2 separate regions of the Homo sapiens genome follow, and region 2 is linked to region 1. A link is a loop called in an ENCODE intact Hi-C map of the cell type or tissue named here. Cell type or tissue: K562. All regions are shown on one strand. Links, peaks and the distances in the headings refer to the core of each region. The heading gives the core; the rest is flanking DNA. Region 1 overlaps RRAGC (Ras related GTP binding C). Region 2 has its middle 130 kb from the start of LINC01685.

What was found. Peaks named below come from ENCODE experiments on the same cell type or tissue, not always from the same donor. Only the 100,000 strongest peaks of a DNase experiment are listed, where the experiment ranks them.
Region 2: a loop joins it to region 1, with 7 times the contacts of the local background. A loop is called at or near these places in 17 of 110 quality-filtered maps.

The regions. Positions count from the first base shown.
Region 1 is chr1:38,833,169-38,838,549 of GRCh38, forward strand. It overlaps RRAGC (Ras related GTP binding C), which reads right to left. Exons shown (of 7, transcript NM_022157.4): 7 at 5,030-5,381. Among named protein-coding and RNA genes, the nearest start is that of RRAGC, 24 kb to the right of the region's middle. In K562, for the core only: a CTCF peak has its summit at 2,252 (motif pointing left); a DNase peak (open chromatin) is centred at 2,273.
Region 2 is chr1:38,605,476-38,610,856 of GRCh38, forward strand. No RefSeq gene overlaps it. Among named protein-coding and RNA genes, the nearest start is that of LINC01685, 130 kb to the left of the region's middle. RefSeq lists an enhancer at 2,574-3,363. In K562, for the core only: a CTCF peak has its summit at 2,976 (motif pointing right); a DNase peak (open chromatin) is centred at 2,966; H3K27me3 peaks cover 218 bases.

The DNA of each region.
Region 1 (5,381 bases), core at 72-5,071:
CTAACTTCTGTTCCAGCTGTCTTCCTTCCATTGACTGACCAAGGCCCTCCCTAAGGCCCAGTTCTGCCTCCCACCCCACCCTGCTCCCACTCAGTATGCCAATTCGATCTCTAGCTCAGCCCTCTTCCCCTTCATCCAGCCTCAACACTCTAGTAGTCCAGAGAACATCTCCATGGAGATCCTGTGGCCCCTGACCCTAATGAGTTTCTTTTTGCCAGACAGCCTGCCTGCCTTTCTCAATTGTCCCGTTCCCATCAATAGACTGCCACAGGGGTCATGTGAGGAACTAGTCCAAGGAGCCTCCGTGCTAGACATCTAGCCAGGAAGAACTACAGTGCAGTAGAAGAAAAGAATCCTCCAAGCATGGAAATGGCCAATAGCTCCCTTTCCAAAGTCAAGACAGATATTCGAGAAATGTTTGGTAGGGTTATAAGCGTTATTTCTCAGTTCATCTTCCAAAGCTGTAGAGGCAGTACATTTTCTGGGAAAAAGCCTCAGTACAGAACATGCCAGCACTGCTTTTCAGAGAAAGATAGGCCCTGTCTGGAGCCTCATTACCTGGAACACAAAGTTTGCATGCCAATTTGCATGGAGATAAGAGAGAGGCCATGGAAAGAAAGGAAGGAATATTCACAATTTGCTAAAATGTGTGTGCCAGCACCTCTTTTTTAAAGAAAAGCAAAAAGAATATTGTAGAAAATTAATATTCCATTTCTCTAAGTCAAGTTCCTGTCTGTTCGGCAGGTTACTTTGTAATAAACCAAATTAATTGTCTCCCACATGCCTTCTAATATTTTATCAGTCCAGGCTGGGTGTGGTGGCTCACGCCTGTAATCCCAGCACTCTGGGAGGCCGAGGCGAGCAGATCACTTGAAGTTAAGAGTTCGAGACCAGCCTGGCCAACATGGTGAAACCCCATCTCTACTAAAAGCACAAAACATTAGCCAGGCCTGGTGGTGCACGCCTGTAATCCCAGCTACTCAGAAGGCTGAGGCAGGAGAACTACTTGAATCCAGGAGGTGGAGGTTGCAGTGAGCCGAGATCACGCCACTGCACTCCAGCCTGGGCAACAGAGTGAGACTCCATCTCAAAACAAAACACACAATAACAAATATATATATTTGATCAGTTCAAAAGATGCATTTTAAAGTGTAAGAATCTTAAAGTGGAAGTTGCAGCACTTTGCGGGCAACACGTTGGTAGTAACTGGCATTTTCAAGTGTGGGGAGGAACAACTAGTTTCCTGCCATTCAGTTCCTCATTATAACAGTCCTTTGCAATTTTCTCAATTATATTTTAAACAGGTCTGAAGATGCACTGGTGTATCTAGTTCTTTTTACACTAAAATTTGTCTTTGCAGAGCAAAGTCACAGCTGGGGATTGTGAAGCAATTACATGGCTCTAGAAGAAAGAAAAACAAGCTGGGAGCAATGACTCACACCTGTAATCCCAGCACTTTGGGAAGCTGAGGCAGTGGAGGATTGCCTGATCCCAGGAGTCTGAGACCAGCCTGGGCAACATGGAGAGACCCTCATCTCTACATTAAAAAGAAAATTAGCCAGGCATGGTGGTGCATGCCTGTAGTCCCAGCTATTCGGGAGGCTGAGGCAGGAGGATCGCTTGAGCCTGGGAGGTTGAGGTCGCAGGGAGCTATGATCGTGCCACTGCACTCCAGCCTGTATGACAGAGCAAGACCTTGTCTCAAAAAAAAAAAAAAAAGGAAAAATAAGTACCCATGGAAGGATAAGGTTCTGCAGCCTTTTCCTTTGCCATATTTTATCTCTCAAGCATAAGTGTGAAATAATTTCAACAAACCTCATTTGACACAAAGAAAAGTGGTGAAAACAGATATTTTAATTCAAATATGTGGCATTTCTTTCCATGGAGTCTTGAAGACCACACACATTTACAACAGATGGATTAGAAGAGGAAGCAAGAAGTTCTGCCTGCTATAGGAATGTGGCTACAGCTGTCTTAAGGCCCTTTTGTAACTAGTAATACATAAAGCAAATGATGTTAATGACCTTCGTTTTACCCAACCCCTCACTAAAAAGTGGAAATCATCAACTGCTCCACTTCCAATAAGATGTCTCAAATCAGTCCTGAATGTTATCCTAGGGAAAATACTTCAGGAATTTTTTGGATCTCTAAGTTAGGTGTGCACTTAGGTGATACGGGCAATACAAACTTTCAGGACAGAGCACACATGCAGAAGCCAGAAAGCAAGAAGCTGTGTTTAGATAATACAACACTGCCACCTAGAGGCCATACACTAAGGACTTGGACACCATCACCAAACAGGCTGAAAAGGTAGACAAGCTGCCTGTGCTTCGCAGCACATCTGGCTTAAATGAGTAAAGATACTGAGGAAATGTTACAGAGTAGTTAAATATGCTTCCTGCTCACTACCTACAAAGACAGGTGTTGAACTAGCCATCCAAGAAACCAGTTTGGTGATGGTTGTATTAAGATACTTGGAAAACAGTGTAAAAATCATACTTCCAATCTCATGAAAACATTTCAAAACTGTGAATTTATTACACACTGATTGAATGAATATGCATTTCTTTAATGTGTCAAATAAACCTAGGAACATGGGATATAAACCAAGGTAAACAGGCTTCCTTATTGCAGGTCTTCTCAGAACCTTTCATATTTGACTGTATGTAGAAAATCTCCAAAGAGAGACTACAGATTGCAAGTTTCCAAAACTTAACTATAGAATCCTTTTGTTGTTGTTGTTGTTTTCTTTCTTTCAAAACACACCAGTGAGCAAACTCGCCCTCCCTACTAGGAAAGGAAGGTCGAGTGGTAGTTTGCGGCTGCAGGTTATGGAATCAAACTGCATGGGTTCCCATTCTAACTCTACCACTTTACAATTGAGCCGTTCTGTATCTATTTCCCCTTCTGTAACATAGGAATATAACACCTACTTCCCAAGGAGTTGTGAAGATTACAAGGTAATACACGTAAACCACCTAAAATAATTAGTGGTGGTTGGCTTTCCCTTCAAGTCCTTCTTGGATGTTATTTGTATCCAAAGTATCCTAATGTACCGTTCCGGGAAGTTACTATTAACAAATAACACTCACCTGGCACGGTGGCTCATGCCTGTAATCCCAGCACTTTGGGAGGCCGAGGCAGGTGGATCACCTGAGGTCGGGAGTTCAAGACCAGCCTGGCCAAAATGGAGAAACCCCATCTCTACCGAAAAAATACAAAATTAGCCGGGTGTGGTGGCGCATGCCTGTAATCCCAGCTACTCAGGAGCCTGAGGCAGGAGAATCGCTTGAATCCGGGAGGTGGATGTTGCGGTGAGCCAAGATTGCGCCATTGCACTCCAGCCGCCTGGGTGACAAGAGCGAAATTTTGTCTCAAAAAAAAAAAAAAAAAAAAAACCTCTCCAGTTATGCCCAGCTGCTGTCCACATTCCCCTTACAGACTATGTTCCTTTGGGACCCCCAAGAGGGACAGGGGGAGCATTTAAACTAACTAGCTTACTTACTAGCTTAGATGGAAAACAGTGGTACTAATAATCTCTTTTGAATAACTGGAAGGGCTTTCAGCATTTGCAAAACAAAGGATAGAGATCCTTACCAAAGTCCAAAATTCACACACAGTGCTTTCTCCAACAATGCTTGATTTTATCTTTTAAATCATTTCTCCACACAGAACTCAAGATGTAGAAGGTAAATTAACTCCCAAATACCTCCAGCATTCTATATTGAGATATTATATACATGCATATATGTATGTGTGTGTATATATGAATGTGAATGGGAGAGGTGGTGGTATGTGAAATAGCTAAAATACCTTGCTGCTTAAGACTTTAAGGTATTTTTTAACCATCTGTCCTAGTTCTCTTTGAAGTAGACTGGTAGAGATCAACATCCACTGGGATGCAAAACATTTCAAGCAAAACCCTGATCATTTTATTCTCCGTTTTCTTCATCCTGAGTTGTCTCCTTTCACATTTACTTTCTATTTCACAATTAAAGACTTCTCCTTAATCACTGACTGAATTTATAATTTTCAGTAACAGGAAAACATAACATTTATTGGGCATCTATGTACCACATGCATCTTGAAATATTCTCTCCATTTAACCAATGGGAGCCTAAGGCCGGAGGCTGCAAGTAAAGGCATGCCACGCTGGGCTGCCAGGCCTGGAGGACAAGCCCTGTTTTGCCACTAATTAGATCTATGATGAGGCTGGCCACCCTTAGTGTACCCTCAACAGTGCCAGTTCACACCTGCTGCTCAGGCATCCTTACTAATGGCATCCCTTCCACTCTCAACAGTATCTGGAATTTAAGTTATACAGTCTTCCTAGCTACAGCCTCAACAAGGCTCCTTATCCCTCTGCACCTGTTTCCAAAATCTGAAAAAGAAGACAGGATTAGATAGTTTCACAAGAGTTTTTTCAAGCTGTTTCTGTGATTTCCATTTCAGAATTAAAACAGCTTCTAAAGTAGTCCAATTACAAAATTTAAAGATCTTTCAATCTGTCTTCCTCCCACTGATAAACTAATGTCTATTTTTCTCTGATTAGTTTAGACCCAACCTGTTTGTATAGACAAACAATTATTTAACTGACATTTAAGAGTGAGTCAATGAGTATGTCAGCAACTGGAGGAAACAGAAAACAAGCTGGAATCGGTACAATTGTTTAAGTGTGTTTTACTTCACTCATCTCCTCACTCCTTCTTAGGTTGGATTAACACATTAATGATGCCAGGACCAGGATACTCCCCACCATGTGTGAGATTTGTGTATATGAAACACCCAACCAAAAACATTTTCACCTGAGCTTAGATTTACTACCCTAGAGCAGAAATGGGCCAGGGGAGATACCTAGACACAAGGCCATGAAATTCCCACATCGGGATAGAACCTGAAGCTCTGACACATAAGAAACATTAACCACAGGAAGCAGCAAAAGAAAAAGAAATGGATGAGAAAACGGCAAAGTGGGACAACCCAACGTTCCGCCACCACCCTCCATACCTCAGGCAAGGAGAAACGCTGATTTTGGAGTAAATACATTTATTGATACCCATTTCATATATAGTTCAATGAAATAATCTATAAATATAAAAAGCATTTTTCTTTTGGATATCACCATGGTCCATGTAAATACTCAAGTCAGAATCACCTGCAGGAAGCACTCCAAGTCACACTGTTAGCTTTACAGACCTGAATATACATATTGCATTAAACAGTGGCACTTATGTACTCAAGTGGTCCAGTGGCTTTGGAATATATGTCTACTGGGCATGTGGAATAGAAATAATGTGTTAGGTTTAAATCAATGGAAAGGGTATCAACCATCAACAAAAGCAACAATTATGAATTCATATCCTAGGCAAAGAAAGTACCAC
Region 2 (5,381 bases), core at 255-5,254, 230 kb before region 1:
AAGTCACCGGTTCCCATTAGCTATTAGGAAGTGGGGTCATTCAGCATTTCACGGCCCACTGTGTGCCCAGCAAGGCTGCCACCCTCCTGGAGCCCACTGTACTGCAGTGGACAGGCACAGCTACGTTTGTTCCATCTCATTATTCTGTCCCAAGGGCTGTCCTCAGCACCTGCACTGCAGAAGTGGGCACATCATTTCCCCTGTAACCAAAACATTCCTCTTCCTTTTACAGCTCCTCAAATGCTGGGACATGGAGTTCTGTCTCTACTTCCCTCATTCTATCCTTGCCCTGCCCCACTCACCACCTCCTCTCCAGCCCCCCTGCTTCCCAAGGGAGGCCGCTGGAGCCTGAGGCATGCACTTCCCAGTCTTGGCAAGGCTATGGGGCCCAGGCAGTTCTCAGACCCCAGGGCCCAGATGCTGAGAAGAGAGGAAGGAAAGGAATCCCTAGGTACTCTCTTGGCACAAGACAAGGTCTCTTGGAGGCTGAGCCTCTCTTACTCAGGAAGGCCCTGGAGTATTGGCCAGAGACAAAGCATGAAGTTCTCTGACAATACTAGTAAGAAGGCCACATTTTACACCAATAAAAGGACTATATCTCTGGCTAAAACAGTGATGGTGGGAGATTGAGAGAAAAAACAGAAGAGTCATAGGGAGAGAGAGACAGAGACAGATACAGAAACAGAGAGACTAGCAGAAATAAAGACAAAGAAAAATGTGCACAGAACAGAAAGAGACAGACAGAAAGATATAGAGTCAAAGAGAGAATCAAAGCAACAGTCTCGGAGAGACAAGGATGAGAGGCTCAGAGATGGGAACAGATAAAGATGGTCCTAGAGACAGGGAGAGATGCTCATCAATGGACATATCAGCCACAAAAGTGGGAAGAGGGGCCCGAGACCCAGAAATCCAGAGACACAGAGAGGGATGCCCACGTACCTCCCAGACTTCCTTTTTACTCTCTTGACTAATTTTTTTAAAAAGCAGAAGAAATAAAATGGTTTGATTTGAAGTCACTTCCAATAAAGATCCATGTGCAATAAAGGATAAGCATGAAAGGGAAAAGGCAAATCTAAACTGTTGTGGAAGAAGGAAAAAACTAATTATACCGAAGACCTAGCTGTGGTTACTTTAGTGGCCTGCAATGAACTACCTGATTTTCATGCCTCGTGTACACCCATGACCTTGATTCTGGGCTGGCCCTGTAATCTCCTTTTACCAATAGGATGTGGTGGATGTGACACTGTGCCAATTCTGAGCCTAGGCCTTAAGTCCTGGCAGTTTCTGGGAGTGTGTGTGTGTGTGTGTGTGTGTGTGTGTGTGTGTGCGCGCGCGCGCACGCACCTGAGTACACACGCTTTGGGGAAAGCCATCCACTGTCTAAGATGTTAGACTGTACTGAGGCCATCTTGCTTATGTGAAGATGCCTAAGCTAATCACCTTGAGAGATCATGTGGGGAACAAGAAACTCAGCCAACAGTGAGAACCAAGGCCCCAGATATACACCCTAAATCAAACTGCGCCACAGCCCTCAGCTGCACACACAGAGAGCAGAGGTCAACTCTCCCCACTAAGCCCTGCCCAAATGCAGAATCATGAGCAATAACAGAATTGTTGTATTTTAAGTCATTACATTTTGGGATAGTTTGTCATGTAGGAATAGATTGCTGAAATACCAGGTTACTACAGTAGCAGTAATTAAGTCTAGCAGATTCCCTAATTTCCTTTGGCTGATGGATTATGTGGGAGACTCAGAGCATCTCTTTCCCCTGAAGAATAAAAGTGATACTCAGCTCCTTAATTGTAAAATCAGCAAAAGTCCATCATTGGCAAACTGGAAAGAAAATGGTAATTCACAGACTTACCTGCTGTGGAATAGCGATGCTGCTGCTGCTAATGATCAGTGACTGACTAACGATGGGTAAAGAGAATCAGCGCTACATTTTTTATTAGCACTTACCACATGCCAGTTTATCCCATTTTATAGAAGAGAAGACAGAGGCACAGAGATGTGAAATGACCACCCAAGGTCTCACAGCCAGTCCTTGTCAGGGCCAGGATTTGAGCCCAGAACCCAAATTAGATTAGAAATCAAGCCGAACAAACAAATCCCTACCCAGGAACTACAAATTTAGGGGCCACCTCTGTATCCCAAAGGCCCTGAGGCCAAAATGCTCACCAGACATTCCTGGGAAGTGGGCAGTGGGGAGGATGGGCCAGTGCTCTCGCCCTCTCTCGGGGTGGGCTGGCTCTAGGGTGGGGTCTGTTTTTCTCTAGAGCCCCGGGCAGACGAGCACCCAGGGAAGGCCCCCCATCAGGTCCACCCCACCGTGGCCCCGTGCACTGGTCTAGCAGGGCAGCAGCCCATGCCTGCAGACTCTGTCTTGAGGCCTGGAGGAATCACTTGACTCTGAGATTGTTTCCAGGAATACTTTCGCTTCTGTTATTATACTGCCTTCCCTGACACCCCCTCCCCCCAGTACTTTTTTTTTTTACACTAAACTTTCTCTGAATTCACCTGATTTTTCCCATCTCCTTTACATTCTTTATGGCAATGGAGAAATAATCACCGCTTCTCCGGCAGGGTGATGGGAGTGTGCAATATTAACTGTAAATCAGGCAGAAATTGGTAGAAGGGGAAGGGTTTGATGAGGTGCAGAGACATTATATCATTTTAAAGCACTTTTCTGGTCTCCAGTAATCCCCATGTAAATGAAAAGGAGGCGACCGTGCCTCTCTCTCCCAGGCTGCCTTGAGGAATGCAGAGAAAATACTCCTGGAAAGCGGACCTGGGGCAGAGGAAGGTTGGCTGGGGCTGACAGGGGAGGCAGAAATGCCCAAGACGATGCCCCCAGCCCCTCCACACCAGGGCTGTGCTCACGCTGGGACTGGAATCATCCTGGCCATGCTGCGCCTTCGTGAAAGATGAGGACCCGAGGCTATGGACCGGGAGGCGTTGGTGCTATTCACCAACAGGGGGCAGGGCTGCATCAAACCATCTGCATCTTGTAGCCCGGTGGTCTCAACCCGAGTGGTACTGCCCCCAGGGGAGCGTCTGGAATGTGGGGCCTCCAGGGACTCTGTCCATTGTCAAATGTCTTGGAGGCACTGCAGAACTTGGTAGAAGCGTAACATCCTGTAATGCGCAGAAGACTCCCACATAACAAAGAATTGCCCCTCTTAAAATGCTGGTAGCTTCCCCTCCGTGCCATGCTCACACAAAGAACTTCACTTTCCTGAAGAATGACCATCTATGGAGACTTATAACTGCAGGGCCCATCGCCAGGGAAGGTTCATTCTCTCCCTGACCTCCCAGGTTCCTTTAAACTTAAGTCAGTTCATTTAGGCCTACTGGCTGCTGCTTCAGCTGAATTCAGCTACCTGCGTTTCATCCAATCTCAGGTGTTATTGATTGATTGTAAAGGAAGGCACTGTTTTATAGACTACTAAAAAAGGAAAAAATGCTGCAACTCGATGCTTTCTCATTGGTTAGATTTTTTTTTTTTTTACTTTATACTTATTGAAAGTGTTCTTTCATACTTATTTAATCATTGTATATCATGGAATGTTACAAGTGCGGTAAGTTAGCTACCATATTCCTAACCTTCCCATTCAGGGTCCAATCTTACGCATCACTTTTCAATTCAAAGTCACCAATGTCCATGTTTCTCCACGTGGAGTTGAGACAGGATAGTTCCCTTGACCCACTTCGTGGGCCAGAACTGGAGTGGCTCATTTCACTCAGCCCGCCGCTGGCCACTCCTCACAGGAGGGAACCAGAGTGTGGAAACCACAGCAACCAGCCAGTGGCTCCTCTCTGGCGGGAACAGCCTCTGTGCAGGCCCTGCAGCAGCGTCCAAGCGTGTTACAACCAATGTTCTTTCAGCTCTGCCGTCCAGGGATGGCCAAGTACCAACCAACTCAGTGGAGGGTCAGGGTGACAGCCCCTGCCCTCTTGGCACCCGGGTTCTTGTCTGGCGTCCAGGAAGAATCAGGTCACACAAACTGTTTGAAAGGTGATGGATGTGGACGACTTTATTGAGCAGTGGGTGGCTCTCAGCGGAAAGGGAAGCTGGAAAGGGGATAGGAAAGTGATCTTTCCCTGAAGCCACACCATCTGAAGTCATCAGCATCTATCCATAGTCTCCGATGCTCAGTTGCTTTTATGCTCACCGCTCAGCCGCTTGTATCCTCAACGCTCAGCTGCTTGTATTGCTCTCAGAGCTTTTATGGGCACAGGATAGGGGTGGGGCAGGACAAATGGGCAACGTGTGGGTGGAAAACCGCGGTCAACTATTTTCACTTAGGGCCGGGGTTCTATGTTTAAGGGTGGAGTTTAGCTGGGAGCCCAGCCCTTCTGCATAGAATCATCATTAGTGACATCAAGAGTGGAGATGATGCTGCGTTTCTTCAAAGAGGGCTCCACTCCTGTCTCTGGGATTTTCTTCTGAGCTGTTGATACCCATTTTACATTTGTGGTGCTGGCTGTTCCTTTTTTATTTTTACTGATACATAATGGATGTACATATTTTCAGGGTACATGTGATAACTTGATATATTCATATAATGCGTAAAAATCAAATCAGGGGTAACTGGGATATCTATCACCTAAATATTTATCTTTTCTTTATGCTAGGAACTTCCAATTATTCTCTTATTCCTACCTTTTTTTTTTTTTTTTTTTTTTTTTGAGACAGGGTCTCACCTTTTTACCAAGGCTGGAGTTCAGTGGCTGGATCTCAGCTCACTGCAGCCTTGACCTCCTGGGCTCAAGTGATCCTCCCACCTCTAAGTAGCTTGGACTACAGGCACACGCCACCATGCCCGGCTCATTTGTTTCTTTTTTAAGTAGAGATGGGGTTTCGCCATGTTGGCCAGGCTGGTCTCCAACTCCTGATCTCAGATGATCTGCCCGCCTCAACCTCCTCCCAAAGTGCTGGGATTACAGGCGTGAGCCACCATGACTGGCCACTAGCTTTTTCTTGATCTTCCCAGAATGTGTCAACAAAAAGTTTCAGACAATAAACAAAACTTATTTCCTTTTCCAAATGGTCATCAAATATTTTGTTGATGGGCCTTCAGGGGCCTGCCTGCTGGCATCTGACCAGGTCTCCCAGCATAACTGCATCACCACATCAGTGAAGGGAAGGCGCAGCCTCTGGGGGCCGTGTCACTACCCCTGTCTGAATAGCAGCAATTGTAAGATGATAAGATGGATCCTGATTATAGAGATGCTAAAATGGGAAGAAGTGTATACCTCAGAATCTACAAAATACATTAGAATATTAGTTGGTCTTTATGGATAGATGCCCAGAGCTCCAACAGAGACACCTTAGCACTGAAACAAAGACTGCTTGAGAGGCCCGGGAAGGTTTTTCAGA